2 separate regions of the Homo sapiens genome follow, and region 1 is linked to region 2. Evidence: chromatin contacts called from ENCODE Hi-C data. All regions are on one chromosome and are shown on one strand. Each heading gives the region's core, a stretch centred on a gene start or an enhancer-like site at or near the end of the contact. The rest is flanking DNA. Distances are from core to core; before and after follow the strand shown. Region 1 has its middle 26 kb from the start of SLC6A7. Region 2 holds the start of SLC26A2 (solute carrier family 26 member 2).

Evidence for each region. Hi-C counts contacts between places; a loop is a spot of excess contacts on that map. Pooled maps may share reads with other maps.
Region 1: a loop to region 2 is called in a map of endothelial cell of umbilical vein, with 16 times the contacts of the local background. The contact joins the enhancer-like site here to the promoter of SLC26A2 in region 2. A Hi-C loop is called at or near these places in 3 of 168 maps with a recorded cell type or tissue (MCF 10A, endothelial cell of umbilical vein and mammary epithelial cell) and 4 of 50 pooled maps.

The regions. Positions count from the first base shown.
Region 1 is chr5:150,212,381-150,219,253 of GRCh38, forward strand. No RefSeq gene overlaps it. Among named protein-coding and RNA genes, the nearest start is that of SLC6A7, 26 kb to the left of the region's middle. Within about 2 kb of position 4,856, at least 2 of the 41 ENCODE cell types and tissues checked have a DNase peak (open chromatin) inside an H3K27ac peak, as active enhancers do.
Region 2 is chr5:149,957,404-149,963,648 of GRCh38, forward strand. It overlaps SLC26A2 (solute carrier family 26 member 2), which reads left to right and starts at 3,355. Exons shown (of 3, transcript NM_000112.4): 1 at 3,355-3,576. RefSeq lists enhancers at 1,771-2,374, 2,171-2,250 and a silencer at 3,291-3,410.

The sequences.
Region 1 (6,873 bases), core at 3,606-6,105, 260 kb after region 2:
TCCCACCCTGCAAACCTCGAATGTCCTACCCGGCAGCAAACTCACATCCTACAGGGCCAGCCAGGAACCTGGGTGAGGAAAGCTGTTGGTATGAGCGGGAGAATATGTGGCAACTGACCCTCCGTGAGTGCTGGAGAGGCAAGAGGGAGTGGTAGGGACTGTGGTGAACTAGAGAAGAAAGCACGCCTATCTTAAGAGGGAGGCCACCTCTCAGAAGTGTGGGCCCAGGCTGCCAGATCTCCGGGCTTTTTAAGGGCAGCTGGAAATCTGGATTTTTATGAGAAATTTCCCAATGTGCAATGTGGATGACTGATTTAAAAGTTGTAAGCATGAGCCCGGGCGGGGTGGCTCACGCTTGTAATCCCAGCACTTTGGGAGGCCAAGGCGGGCAGATCACGAGGTCAGGAGATCGAGACCATCCTGGCTAACACGGTGAAACCCCATCTACTAAAAATACAAAAAATTAGCTGGGCACGGTGGCTCGTGCCTGTAGTCCCAGCTACTCTGGAGGCTGAGGCAGGAGAATCGCTTGAACCCAGGAGGCAGAGGTTGCAGTGAGCCGAGATCATGCCACTGCACTCCAGCCTGGGGGACAGAGAGAGACTCCATCTCAAAAAAAAAAAAAAAAGTTGTAAGCCCAGCTCAGTTAGGGCCTCCTGTCAGCCTCTCTGCAGGCTGACTGTTCTGCAGTCTCAAGGGATGAGCAGCCTAGAGGGTTTACCCAGGTCCCATGGGGAGAATGTTCTGGAGCTGAGGCCGGACCCCAGGGCTCTCCACCCTCACTCAGTCCTCTAATGTCCGGTCTCATCTGACCTGTGTGTCCATGGACCCCTGAACTTGGGAGGCTGGTGTGGAGCCTTGGGAGGCATCGTACGTGCCTGGCTGGAGTGTGGGGTAGGCTGCCCCGGGGCCCTTCATTCCTGTTCTGGGGCTTGTTAGAGGGTGCCCTTGGGCACCAGGAAATGCTGAGATGAGAAGCCTGGCTATACACAGCCACTGCCAACGTGTGGTCTCTGTGGCGGGGAAGGAGGGAAGGCAGTGGAGGGGCAGGGGCTCCTACCCACACCATTAGGTCAGCCATATTCCCGAGGCCAAGTGAGGGTCAACAGGCTCCAGGGGTCACACTGGTTACCTGAGTGTTTGGTCTTCAGTGGGCCCTGAGCCCTGTGTTCCTGTCCATCACCCCAGCCCAGCTTATGCTCCTGAGCAGGTCCCGGCTGTCCTGCCTTCCAACCTTGGCTTAGGCAGGGCCTTCCGCCTTGATCCAGTGTCTTCCCGCCCACCCGTTGGGATCCTAGCCATCCTTTAAGTCCCTCCTAAATATACCCTCCCCTGTAAGCCTTCCTCAATTCCCTAACCAGATGTGGACGCCTAGAATCTTCAGGGGGTCTGACTCAGCCCGACATCTGGTGAGTCCTGACAGCCCAGCCCTGCCTGCCCAGGGCACTCACATCCTTTTGAGACAGTGCATTTTGTTTCCACATAGTGAAGACTCTCCTTGGACCCCAGAGTGCTTTGGGGCCACAGCAGGGCATGGTGCAGAGGCCTCAGGCTGCTCAGCCACACTGATCTGGATTTATTTCCTCCCTGGCTGTGTGGTCTTGGGGAAGTCACTTAACCTCTCTAAGCTCTCATTCTTTTACCTGTAAAATGTGGGCAATGACAGCTCCTACCACGTAGCAGCATCACCCATTGGCTTGGTGGGCATGTGATACACATTTATTGATTGGAGGAACACACTTGTGTCTACCATCTCTGTCCCACTACCAACTCCTCCAGGACAGAGACTGGACTCTCCTCATCTCTCAGTCGCCCCAGTGACTCCACAAGGCTGGTTCACAGCTTTGCACCATGAAGCATCAAACTGAACACAGTTCTTGGGTGGCTCTAGGGATATCCAGCAAAGAGTTAAGACAGTTGCAGGCCCCTCAGAATCCCACGTGACCCTTAGTTGCTGAGCCCCAGGGTCTGCGGTAGACAGGCTCCTCCAGACTCATTTTTTGCTGGTGGCTCATGGAAAGTTTGGTTCTTTGAGCTCCAGCCCACTCCCTCTGGGGCCTGAGTCCTCGCTGAAGCTGGTCCTGCCCTGGAAGGGCATCCAGGGCTGGCTGCCCGTCTGCGGATCCTTGGCCAACAGTCCCCCCTGCTCTGTCTCCGCCTGACTTCCTGCTGCCTTGGCCTTCTCCCCCAGGACAGAGCAGCAGCCCGCCCCCTCTGGCCACAGGGAGGCCTTTTCTCAGCACCCCCATTCAGAATCACTTTTTGTTTTGGGAAAGAAAGCCTTTTCCTGCTCAAGTCCATAGGCTCTGTGAGCAGCAACCCTAGAAAATTGCAGCCAGGGAGCCAGGTTCAGTGGCTGGTGCCTGTAATCCCAGCTGCTCAGGAGGCAGAGGCCATAGGACCGCTTGAGGCCAAGAGTTCGAGACTAGCTTGGGCGATGTACCAAGACCTCATCTCTACATTTTTTAGAAGCCAGGCTTAGTGGTTTGTGCCTGTAGTCTCAGCTACTCAGGAGGCTGAGGTGGGAGGATTGCTTTTGTTGTTGTTGTTTTGTGGAGTTTTTTTGAGACAGGTTCTCCTTCTATCAGCCAGGCCGGAGTGCAATGGCACAATCACAGCTCACTGCAGCCTTGACCTCCCAGGCTCAAGCGATCCTCCCACCTCAGCCTCCCTACTAGCTAGGATCACAGGTGTACACCACCACGCCAGCAATTTTTTTTTTTTTTTTCTGTAGAGACAGGGTCTCACTTTGTTGTCCAGGCTGGTCTGGAACTCCTGGGCTCAAGCAATCTTCCTGTCTCAGCCTCCAAAGTGTTAGGATTACAGGTTTAAGCCACCTTACCCAGCTGGGAGGATCTCTTGAGTGACAGGCTAAGAACCTTCTCTAAAAAGAAAAGAAAACTGTGGGCAGTAGGAGCCAAGGAGGCTTTAGGCATCTGCTGGTCAGAGTGGAACCCTGGCTCCATGGCCCCTCTGAATCTGCTGCTTCACCTCTCTGAACCCCGGTGTTCTCAGATGTGAAAGGGGAGAATAGCTTTCCCTTGGCAGGGGATTAAATGAGATAAATTAGATGCTCAATACATATTTTTAAAATGTGATCAAAGTGCTTAGCACAAAATGTGGCATGCAGGAACCCTCTAGATGGGATGCATCTCATTAGCCAGCTCTCCCTTGTACAGATAAGGAAACTGAGGCTCAGCTCCCACCTCCAACCAGCCTGGGGAGAAAGAGGCTGGGAGTTGGTGTGCCTGGAGCCAGGGACAGGCTAAACTGGAGGCCCAGGCTTGCCAGCACCATCTGTGTGCCCTGAGGACCCAGCCTCAGTGTCCCCATCTATAAAACAAGTGGGTTGAACAAGGACAGAGGGCTCTGCAGAGGTGCCTTGGTGGAGGGAGGTGAGGAAAAGGGAGCTCTCTGCTCCCACCCACTCCATGCAGCCTTCTGCTGGGGACCATGCCACGGGAGCTAGGGAGGGGAGCAGCACCCCTCTTCGGAGATGGATTGGGATTGGCTCTGCCTAGTAGGAAGGAAGTCTCAGTTCTCTTGCAGAATGAGTTTAAGGATTCAGAGCCCTGAAGGTTTTTCCAGTGAGCCAAATGCCCTGCCCAATCACTAGGAGTAGGGGGATACAGGGTGAGCGTGGGCACAGCAATAAAATCATCACAGTCCCAAGCCTGGCTTGACCTTGATTCTGCTGATCCGAGGTCAGGGTCTCAGAGAGCTTTGGGGCTTAGGGTGGTAGGACTTAGAGGCAGGGGAGGGGCCTATGGTCAATATTGATCTAGCTGAGTCAGGGGAGGACAGGGAAGTGGGAAGCCTGGGGTGGGGCTCCCTGATAACTGCATCTTCAGGCTGCCATTGTGACTGTGGAAACGGGGTGGGGACAATGCGGGGAGGGGGAAGGGATGCTCCATGCAAATTCCCAAACCTGGGCTTTTACTAAAACTACAGCTGCCTGGACCCCTGCCCAGAAGAATGGCTCTTATTCTGTGAGGGTGGGGCCCAAAACATCTGTGTGTTTAGCAAACTCCCTGGTGAATCTGCAGCAGCCAGCTCAGTTCTCACATATGGGGCCCACAGGTTCAGTGTCATTGTAATATGAGGAAACGAAGGCCCAGAGAGGGGATGTGACTCCTCCAAGGTCACTTTGGGAGAGGATGCTGACAGTCCTCCCTTTTCTCCTGGAAGGAAGGAGTCATCCCCCTCCAGCTCCCTCCACCTCCAGTTGAGGCCCTGGGTCTGGGAAGGAATGGCTGGGCCAGGGCGTCCTGAGGGAAGTGGCCTCTGAGACTTTGGTGGCCCTGGGTGGAGAAGGGAGGGCAGGGCTGGTCCCAGGAGGAAGGACAAGGAGAGGGCATTTCCACGGGACTGGACCTGCCCCACCCTGCCCTATGCACACCCCCCAGCACCTGCCAGGGGATGTTTCCTGAAAGATTTAGCACAACCCATGCCCTGAGAAGGCACCACATCATGGCAGATTCGGGGCTCACTCAGCCCTTAGACACCTCCGGCCCCCATGGCCTCCTCCCAAGCCTGTTCTGCTCACCCTGCCGCCACAGTTCTGGGCTCCCAGCCTTTGCTCTGGCCTCCACACTCTCCCTGCCTCCATCCCATCAAGCACCCCACGAAGTTTTATCCAGCCCAGTCACCATCTCTCCTTCTCCTTCCTCTGGGCTCCTGCACACTTTGCACCTCCAGATCCAGCCCCCATCCCAGCCTTCCTTGAGTTCTTGCTCTTTGCATGTCTCTCACTGTCTGGAATGGCATCAGAGATTCTTGGGGGACAGAAGTCATGAGACAGGTCTAGCTTATCACTGAGCCCTCCTTGGAGCCCAGCCCAGCCACAGCATGCCCCAGGGAAGCAGGTGTGGGAAGCAGGTGTGGGAAGCAGGTGTTCACAGCAGCTGAGAGCCTCAATCTCACCTCCCTCCCTCGTGCCCTGGGCCATCTTGGGTGGGTTCCTTTCCTCTGGGCACCTTCTTATTAACGGAATAAAGAGAATAGTAGTGCCCTCAGTGGAGGGGTATGCTGAAGATTGAGAGAGCACCTATAAAAGAGGTGGGGCGTGCCTGGCACTCAGTCAGTTCCCACTGTTAACCGTTGTTATTTCTGGGTGGGTGGAATACTCATGCCCACACAGCCTCCACTCCTCCTTCATTCCAGGGGCACATCTGCTAGGGGTCTTCTCTATGCAAGAATGACAGTATCTGCCACGTACATCCGGAGCACGGACAAGATGCTGTCCTGCCTTCAAGGAGCACACAGTTCTGCAGAAACTTGCTTAGGTGACTTCAAACCAGAGATCTGTGGTGAGGAAGGTGGAGCAGATTGTGGAAGCCCATGGAGGGACCTAGCCCAGGGACGGGGGAGGCTGGGGAGGGTGAGGGAACTTCCCAGAGAAGATGCTGGAGCCATGTCCTGAAGGGTGAGAAGGTGTCACAGTGCGCTCAGTGGGAAAATGCAAGGGAAATGGCCCTCTGCAGTGCCCTTTGGAGTATGGAGACTGTGGGTGTAGACAACCGAGAGAGAAGACAGTAGCTGGAAGGGGACAGAGTGTCAAAAGGGGAGGAGGTCCTAAGAATCCCAGTCACTCCTCGCTGGCTGTCCAGAGACCAGGGACAGGGCAGCACCGACCAGGGCAGGGGAGGCCCCTGGAGGGAACAGAGCACTGTGCTCTGAGTTAGAAGGCTGGGGTGAGCACTGGTCAGAGTCTTGCAAGAAGTCTCTTTGCCTTTGAGTCTCATCATTTTCATCTTCAAAATAGGACTGTTGTAACTAGGACAAGAGGTGTTGTGAAAGCACTTTGTGAACTGTAGAGCATCATTCTCCTGTGAGATAATAATAGTGTTTTAAGTGGAGTCGGTACTTTTTGAGAGTTAAAGGATATCTCACAGGGCATGGTAGACGTACTAGGGCCAAGGACTGCCTGAAACCTGCTCCTGTGCTGCCACCTGCTGGTGAAGGGACACAATGACCACCCAAGCCCTCAAAGCTTTCTGCAGGGGCCAGGCAGGAGCCACTGGGGCAAGTGAAGGCAGGGCTGGGAGGACGCCTGCCACTAAACCCTTGAGGACATCGGTGATGTCCGCAATAATAAAAAACTCTTCATTTTTTACTATTGGCATCTAATTCAAATTTAAAACATCATCCGCAAAGGTGGCAAATGGAAGCCCCCAAGCCTCTCTTGCTTTTCTCAGCCTTGGCCTGTGTTCTTACTGTGAAGGTCCTCCCCTGTGTGCAAGGGGCACACTCCCTATAGACACTGCCCCTGGCCATTCCACACACCAGCAGTGAGGATAGACCCGGAAGGCAGCTGGTGCAGGGATTCTGGAGTGCCAGGCACCCGGAGTATGGTCTAGAGGGAACTGTGGGCTCCGATGGGCACCTTTCCTTGGCCCCGTGGCATCCAGGCCTCTGGGCAATGGATGGGTGACCAGCTTGTCTGGTTGGCCTGGTGCTGTCCTGTTTTGAGCACTGAAAATCTCACACAGGTATCTGGGAAGGTTGGCCACTCTACCGTGGCCTGAAGGTGGCCAAAGCCTCTGCATCACCACTTTGGCTCTGCCCTGCCAGAAGCCAGCAGCTCGGGCTCCAAGGACCAAAGTGTCCCAGGCACTAGGTCCAGACATATGTTTATGGGTAAAGAGACCCTTCCTCCCCTTCCCCATTCTTTAAAGCACTCTCTGGCATGGTGAGTCCTGAGCACTCATCTGTGAGGCTGGGCTGAGGGAAGAGAATGGGTGGGGGACTTGTGGAATAACCTCCACATTGTACAGGGAAACTGAGGCCCAGAGGAGAAGAACCTTGCCCCAGGGCCCAAGAGAGGCTTTAGCTCTTGGCTGCTCAGGCAACCCATAGCCACCCCTTTGCTCT
Region 2 (6,245 bases), core at 2,105-4,604:
GTGTTACCTATTTCCAAGAACAATCAAGCTAACATTTTACAAAATGTTTTGCAAAAAAGTAAAATGGCCCAGGCATGGTGTCTCATGCCTGTAATCCCAATACTTTGGGAGGCCAAGGTAGGAGGATCACTTCAGGCCAGGAGTTTGAGGCCAGGAGTTTGAGATCAGGCTGGGCAACATAGGGAGACCCCCATTTCTACAAAAAAATAAAAAATTAGCTGGGTGTGGTGGCGTTCGGCTGTGGTTCTAGACACTCAGGAGGCTAAGGTGGGAGGATCACTTGAGTCCAGCAGTTCGAGGTTAGAGGGATCTATAATTGCGCCACTGCACTCCAGCCTGGGTGACAGAGCAAGACCCTGTCTCTTAAAAAAAAAAAAAAAAAAAAAAAAAAAGACACTTATAGCAGTGAAAATGAAGCCTGAATAGCACACTAGGAATAGTTCATTCAATAGTGGGAATCCAGTGGGAGTTCAAGGTCCAGTGGGGCCTCAGAGGAAGTGACTAGTCCCACCTGGGAAGAATGGGTGGTCAGGAATGCTGAGGAGGTAAATCCTGAAGTGGCCCCAACCTGAAAGGACTTATTTGCTGGCCCACCATGCCTCCAGTGCATACATCATTAGTTACGCTTTGGAAAAGCTGTTTGGGAAGAGTAATGGCTATAAAATGTGGCCCTCCGGCTGCCAGTCACCTCTGTGAACCCTGAGACCAACAGGAGGGAAAAAATGCCCAGGCTAGGAGGCGTAAAGAGATCCAAGTGCTGCTGATGTGATGTCATCGAGGAAAAGCTAATTATTGGCCAGCTTTCCAGTAGCAGGGATTTAGTTATTCACCCCCACCCCCCACCCCACCCCTCCACCCGCTGCCTTTGATTCCTGTTGTGGAGCACTGGAACATCGGTGAAGGGAAAGTAGCATGGCAGACCAAAGTCTGGCTCCATGGAGCTCCTTGGGATGTGTGTGTGGAGATCAGCGAGGGACCACAACAGTAAACAGCAGCCAGGGATGCTGAACTAGGAGGCAGAGAGGCACCAATGGCCAACCTAAAGCTTCTTTACTAGCACCTTCTCCTGGCCCCGGGCCATAGCTTGCATGTTCTTGGGTGCTGGCATGTCACAGCTCCCAGGTCAAAATCCACCTCCATCCCATCTCAAAATCTACTGCTTGTTAGCTGAATAAACTTGGTAAGTAATACTATTCTGAGCCCCAATTTCTTCGTCTGTGATGCAGATGAATATGTATGAAATAAAATCAAAGAATGATAGGCAGTATTAAATTTGACTGGTCTGGTTTTTTATTTTTGCTTTTGTTTTTATTTTTGAGATGGGGTCTCACTCTGTCACCCAGGCCGGAGTGCAGTGGCACGATCTCGGCTCACTGCAACCTCTGTCTACTGGGCTCAAGCTGTCCTCCCACCCCAGCCTCCTGAGTAGCTGGGACTACAGGCACATGCTACCATGCCTGGCTACTTTTTTCTATTTTTGGTAGAGTTGGAGTTTCACCATGTTGTCCAGGCTGGTCTCTAACTCCTGAGCTCAAGTGGCTTATAGGCATGAACCACCATGCCCGGCCAAATTTGGCCAATCTTTATTGGTGCCTGTTATATGCAAGGTCCTGGCTTCCCCACACAGACAAGAAAACAAACAAATAAATGAATAAATGTCAGCTGCAAGGATTGGAGTGGATTCTTGCATTTGCATAGCACAGTGAGTGTAGTGGTTAAGAGTGGGCTTTGCAGTCAGACGTGACTGTGTTAAAATCATGCTACTGTCACTTATTAACTGTGGGACGTTGGGCAGATCACCTAACATCTCTGAGCCTCATTTCCTCACCAAAAAAAAGAAGAATCATAATATGGCACCTCCTCTAAAGCTGTTGTGAGGATTAACTCATGTAATGAATGTGAAGAGTTCTGCGCAGGCACGTGATAAACATCCAGAAACTGTTTATTCTGCTTGTTGTGCAGTCTTTAGGGCTTAAACAAAGTACTTTACACTGATTGCCTTACCTGACCCTCTCCAGGACTCTGGGTGCTAGGGCATTAACTACCCTTTGAAAGGTGAAAACATTGATGCCCATTGAGGTGAAATGATTTGTCTTCAGCCACAAGGGGCAGCATCAGGAGTAGAACCCAAGTGTTTGTGTTCTGATTCCCAAGACAGCTTATGACGTTTTGGAAACTCTGAATCTGATGGGTGACAGAAACTTGGGGATCATCTCTAGATAAGAAAGGGAGTTCCTTGAATGACTGTGAAGACGTTCACCGGAAAGGGAAGGAAAGGAAGTTAATCATGCTTCCTTCACAGGCCCTCCTTCACCCCCATCTAGTGGGCACATGCAAGCTACAAACAAGGTGAGGAATGAACAAATTAATACATACTCAATAGTGGCCAGTTCGAGGCAGATAATTAAATCAAGATGACCTGAAAGGATGTGACTGGCTGTGGCTAGTTTACACAGGGTGGTCAGGGACGGCCTCGCCATGGAGAGGGCTGGTGTTTTGGCTGAGACCTGAGAGACCAGAAGAAATCTGATGGCCAGAACCAATGTTTAGGTCCCTAAAGAGAACAAGCGTGGCGAGCAAAGGGGGCCAGTATGGGTGGAGATCAGCGAGGGAGGGGGGCAGAGATGAGTGCCCGAAGCACACAGTACCTTGGCATAGGGAGGGTTTGATTTTACCTACAAATGCCATTAAACCCACTAAGGATTTTAACAAAAACTACAATTACATTTTAATTTACATTTTATGTTTTATAGAGACAAGGTTCGGCTATACTGCCCAGGTTGATCTCGAACCCCTGGGTTCAAGCGATCCTCCCTACTCGGTCCCCCAAAGTGCTGGGATTACAAGCGTGAGCCGCTGCGCCCGGCCTTTTAATTTACATTTTAGCCTTCCGGTTACTGGAATCTTTGATGGGGAATGAGTTATAGTGAGGCAAGAGCCTCTAACATTCTAGGAGCTCTTTTCCCGTTCGGGGCCTCAATTTCCCGTTCTACAAAGGCGGGTGGGAGGGAACGGGGTCCCAAGTAGTACTGGATAAAGAGGTGGCCGATCGCAAACGCTGAGCACTTCAAAACTCTGGGCAGAGCGCTTCCGCGCCTCTCCTGCTATTTCACCCTGGCCACAGGCTAGCCGCCGAGGCCGGTCATCCGCTCTCTCCGCGGAGGAGTCAACGCCACGGAAGCAGCGGCGGAACCTCTCTAAGAATCCTTCCAGCTTGTGCTCTTCTGTCCAGGGCAGCCAATCGCGAGGAGGAGAGTAGTCAGAGGGCGGCACCCTCCCCGGTCTGGGCCGAGTTATTGGCTGGTGGTAGCGTCGCTCGCCCGGCAGTACCACGTGACGGCCTCGGCCGCGGGCGTTTACACTGGCTCTGCCTCCGGCATCTCTTCGCCGGTGCGTCCTCGCCGCGCCCGTAGGTCCCGGCAGCCGGGCCCCGCCTCCTTCGGAGTCCGAGCGATGGGCGGGGAAAGGGACAGGCAGGTATAGCTCTGTCGGCGCCGCGGTGTCCACCTCAGTCAGGCCACGGTGGAAGACGCGTGCCGCGGCGCCTGGTTGCCTGCAGCGGCCCGGACCCGAGAGGTGAGAAGAGGGAAGCGGACCAGGGAAGAGGGAGGGAGCGGTGCTGGCCGCCAAGCGGTCAGCGGGCCCCTCCCAGAGTCATTCTGCCTGGGTCCCCGCGCGGTAGAATCCCAGATCAGGGGTCGCCGCCGTGGAGCGGGGCGTGCGTCAGGTTATTTCCCGGGTGGTCCGGGGCCGGGCGAGTGGCACTGCACCCTGGTGATCCGGGCCTGCCCGTCTGGCTGGCGGCTGCCCACCCGCCCTCCATCCCGCGTATCTCGCCGTATCTCGCCGGGTGCCACGCACTCCGCTGCTTTTCCAGTCCTCGTTGATCCGTCTCGAACCTAGATATCTGGAATAGGGATCGAGGAGATAGGAGCCACCACCACCTCGGACAGATGGGGAAACTGAGGCCGGCACAGGCGAGACGGCTTGGTTATCTTGGTTATTAAAAATCACACACCCGATTAAGTACAAAATCAGGACCTGTTCTTTCGGACTCACACACTAAGTTGGTATTATTTCACTGGATGGATGGAAACACTGAGAAGACAGAGAGGGCCCAGAGCCTTGCCTAAAAATACACAGCAAGTCTTTTGCAGAGCTAGGACTTGTACCCAGCTCTCCAAACTCATAGACTATCAGCCTGGGCTCCTTCCTTGCACAGATTGGGGATCACAGTGAGTTAGAAACATTCAGAACTTAAATTGCCTTCCGGCGCCCATTCTAGTTAACCTGTCTTTTCTCCTTGTCCCCAACAGTTCTTTATGTGAAATCTACAACTAATGTGATATGCAATACTAGATTAAGCAGAACTTTTTGTTTTTGAAAATTGAATCAATAAGAAATGGAGGGCCAAAGCTGTGGGAAAGGAATGGACCCTTTAAAATCAGGAATCTCAAGGCAGGATATAGCAAGGGACAGAGACTAATAGCTGTCGTTTATTGAGTAAATGCTATGTGCCAGGCACTGTGGTAGGTAGTTGTGTTAGCCTTACAAACCAGCAAGTTAGGTAATGTTACCCCATTTTACAGGTCAGAAATTGATGCTGAGTACAGTGAAGTTTTACAAAACCATTGCCATATGACTGCTGAGCAGTATAGCTGGGATCTGAACAGAGATCTGTTTGACTTCCAGAACACATCCAGTGATTCTCCAAGTGTGGTCCTAAGCTCACTCGTTCAGCATCATCTAGCGTGTGGAGTCCTGGATCTCATCCTTGGATTTGCAGGGATGGTCCTAAGAAGCTAACGGCTCTCTGTATTTGACAATTATTGTACTGTAATGTGCTGCCTCCTAGGGGAAGATCTAGAGGTGAACATACTCTGGGCTAGGGGTAATTTTTGAGGGAAAAAAATCACTTTTTTTTAATTTCTGATTTGACTTTTTTTTTTTTTGAGACCAGGTCTTACTCTGTCATCCGGGCTAGGAGTGCAGGGGCGCGATCTAGGCTCACTGCAGCATTGACCTCGTGGGTTCAAGCAAACCTTCCACCTCAGCTTCCTGAGTAGCTGGAACCACAGGTGCACGCTGCCATACCTGGCTAGTTTTTGTAGTTTTTGTAGAGATGGTGTTTCACCATGTTGCCCAGTCAGGTTTCAAACTCCTGAGCTCAAGCAATCCTCCTGCCTTGGCCTTCCAAAGTGCTGGGATTACAGGCATGAGCCACTGTGCCCTGCCCACACTTTTATTTTTTATTTTCCCCCATGATTGACAGAAGGATAATCACGCTTTTAGTGAATGTAAACCCCCAGGCAGATGCTTGCCAAGCTTAATTTCTTGACATAAGCTTGGTTTTGGCATGTGGGGGCGGAAGAGTGGGGTTGGAGAGTTAAGTGAGAATGGGGAAAGTAACTCCTTTTTCCTTATCATATAGCTGTTAAATTCTAATTCACTCAACAGATACTTGCTAAGCATTTATTAGGTGCAAGACATGTTCAAGACACTGAGAATACAGCTTTGAACAAAACAGAGCAAGTCAGTGCCCTCATGTGAAAGACAATTAACAATGTGTGGTATGGAATGGTGAGAAGAGCTATGGAGAAAAATAAAGGGCATAGGAGTGCAAGGCAGGGCTGGGCCCAGGAGGAAGACATGGAAATGGCAGCAATGGCAGTGGTGCTATATTTATTTATTTATTTATTTATTTATTTATTTATTTATTTTTTGAGATGGAGTTTCACTCTTGTTGCCCAGGCTGGAGTGCGGTGGCGCCATCTTGGCTCACTGCAATCTCTGCCTCCTGGGTTCAAGTGATTCTCCTTTGTCAGCCTCCCAAGTAGCTGGGATTACAGGCACATGCCACCACGCCTGGCTAATTTTTTTTTTTTTCTTTTTTTGAGACAGAGTCTCACTTTGTCTCCAGGCCGGAGTGCAGTGGCGTGATCTTGGCTCACTGCAACCTCTGCCTCCCAGGTTCAGGTGATTCTCCTGCCTCAGCCTCCTGAGTAGCTGGGACCACAGGCATGTGCCACCACGTCCGGCTAATCTTTTTATTTTTAGTAGAGACGGGGTTTCACCATGTTGGCCAGGATGGTCTCAATTTCATGACCTCGTGATCCGCCTGCCTCCGCCTCCCAAAGTACTGGGATTACAAGCGTGAGCCACCGCGCCTGGCCTAATTTTTTGTATTTTTTAGTAGAGAGGGGGTTTCACCATGTTGGCCAGGCTGGTCTCGAACTCCTGGCCTC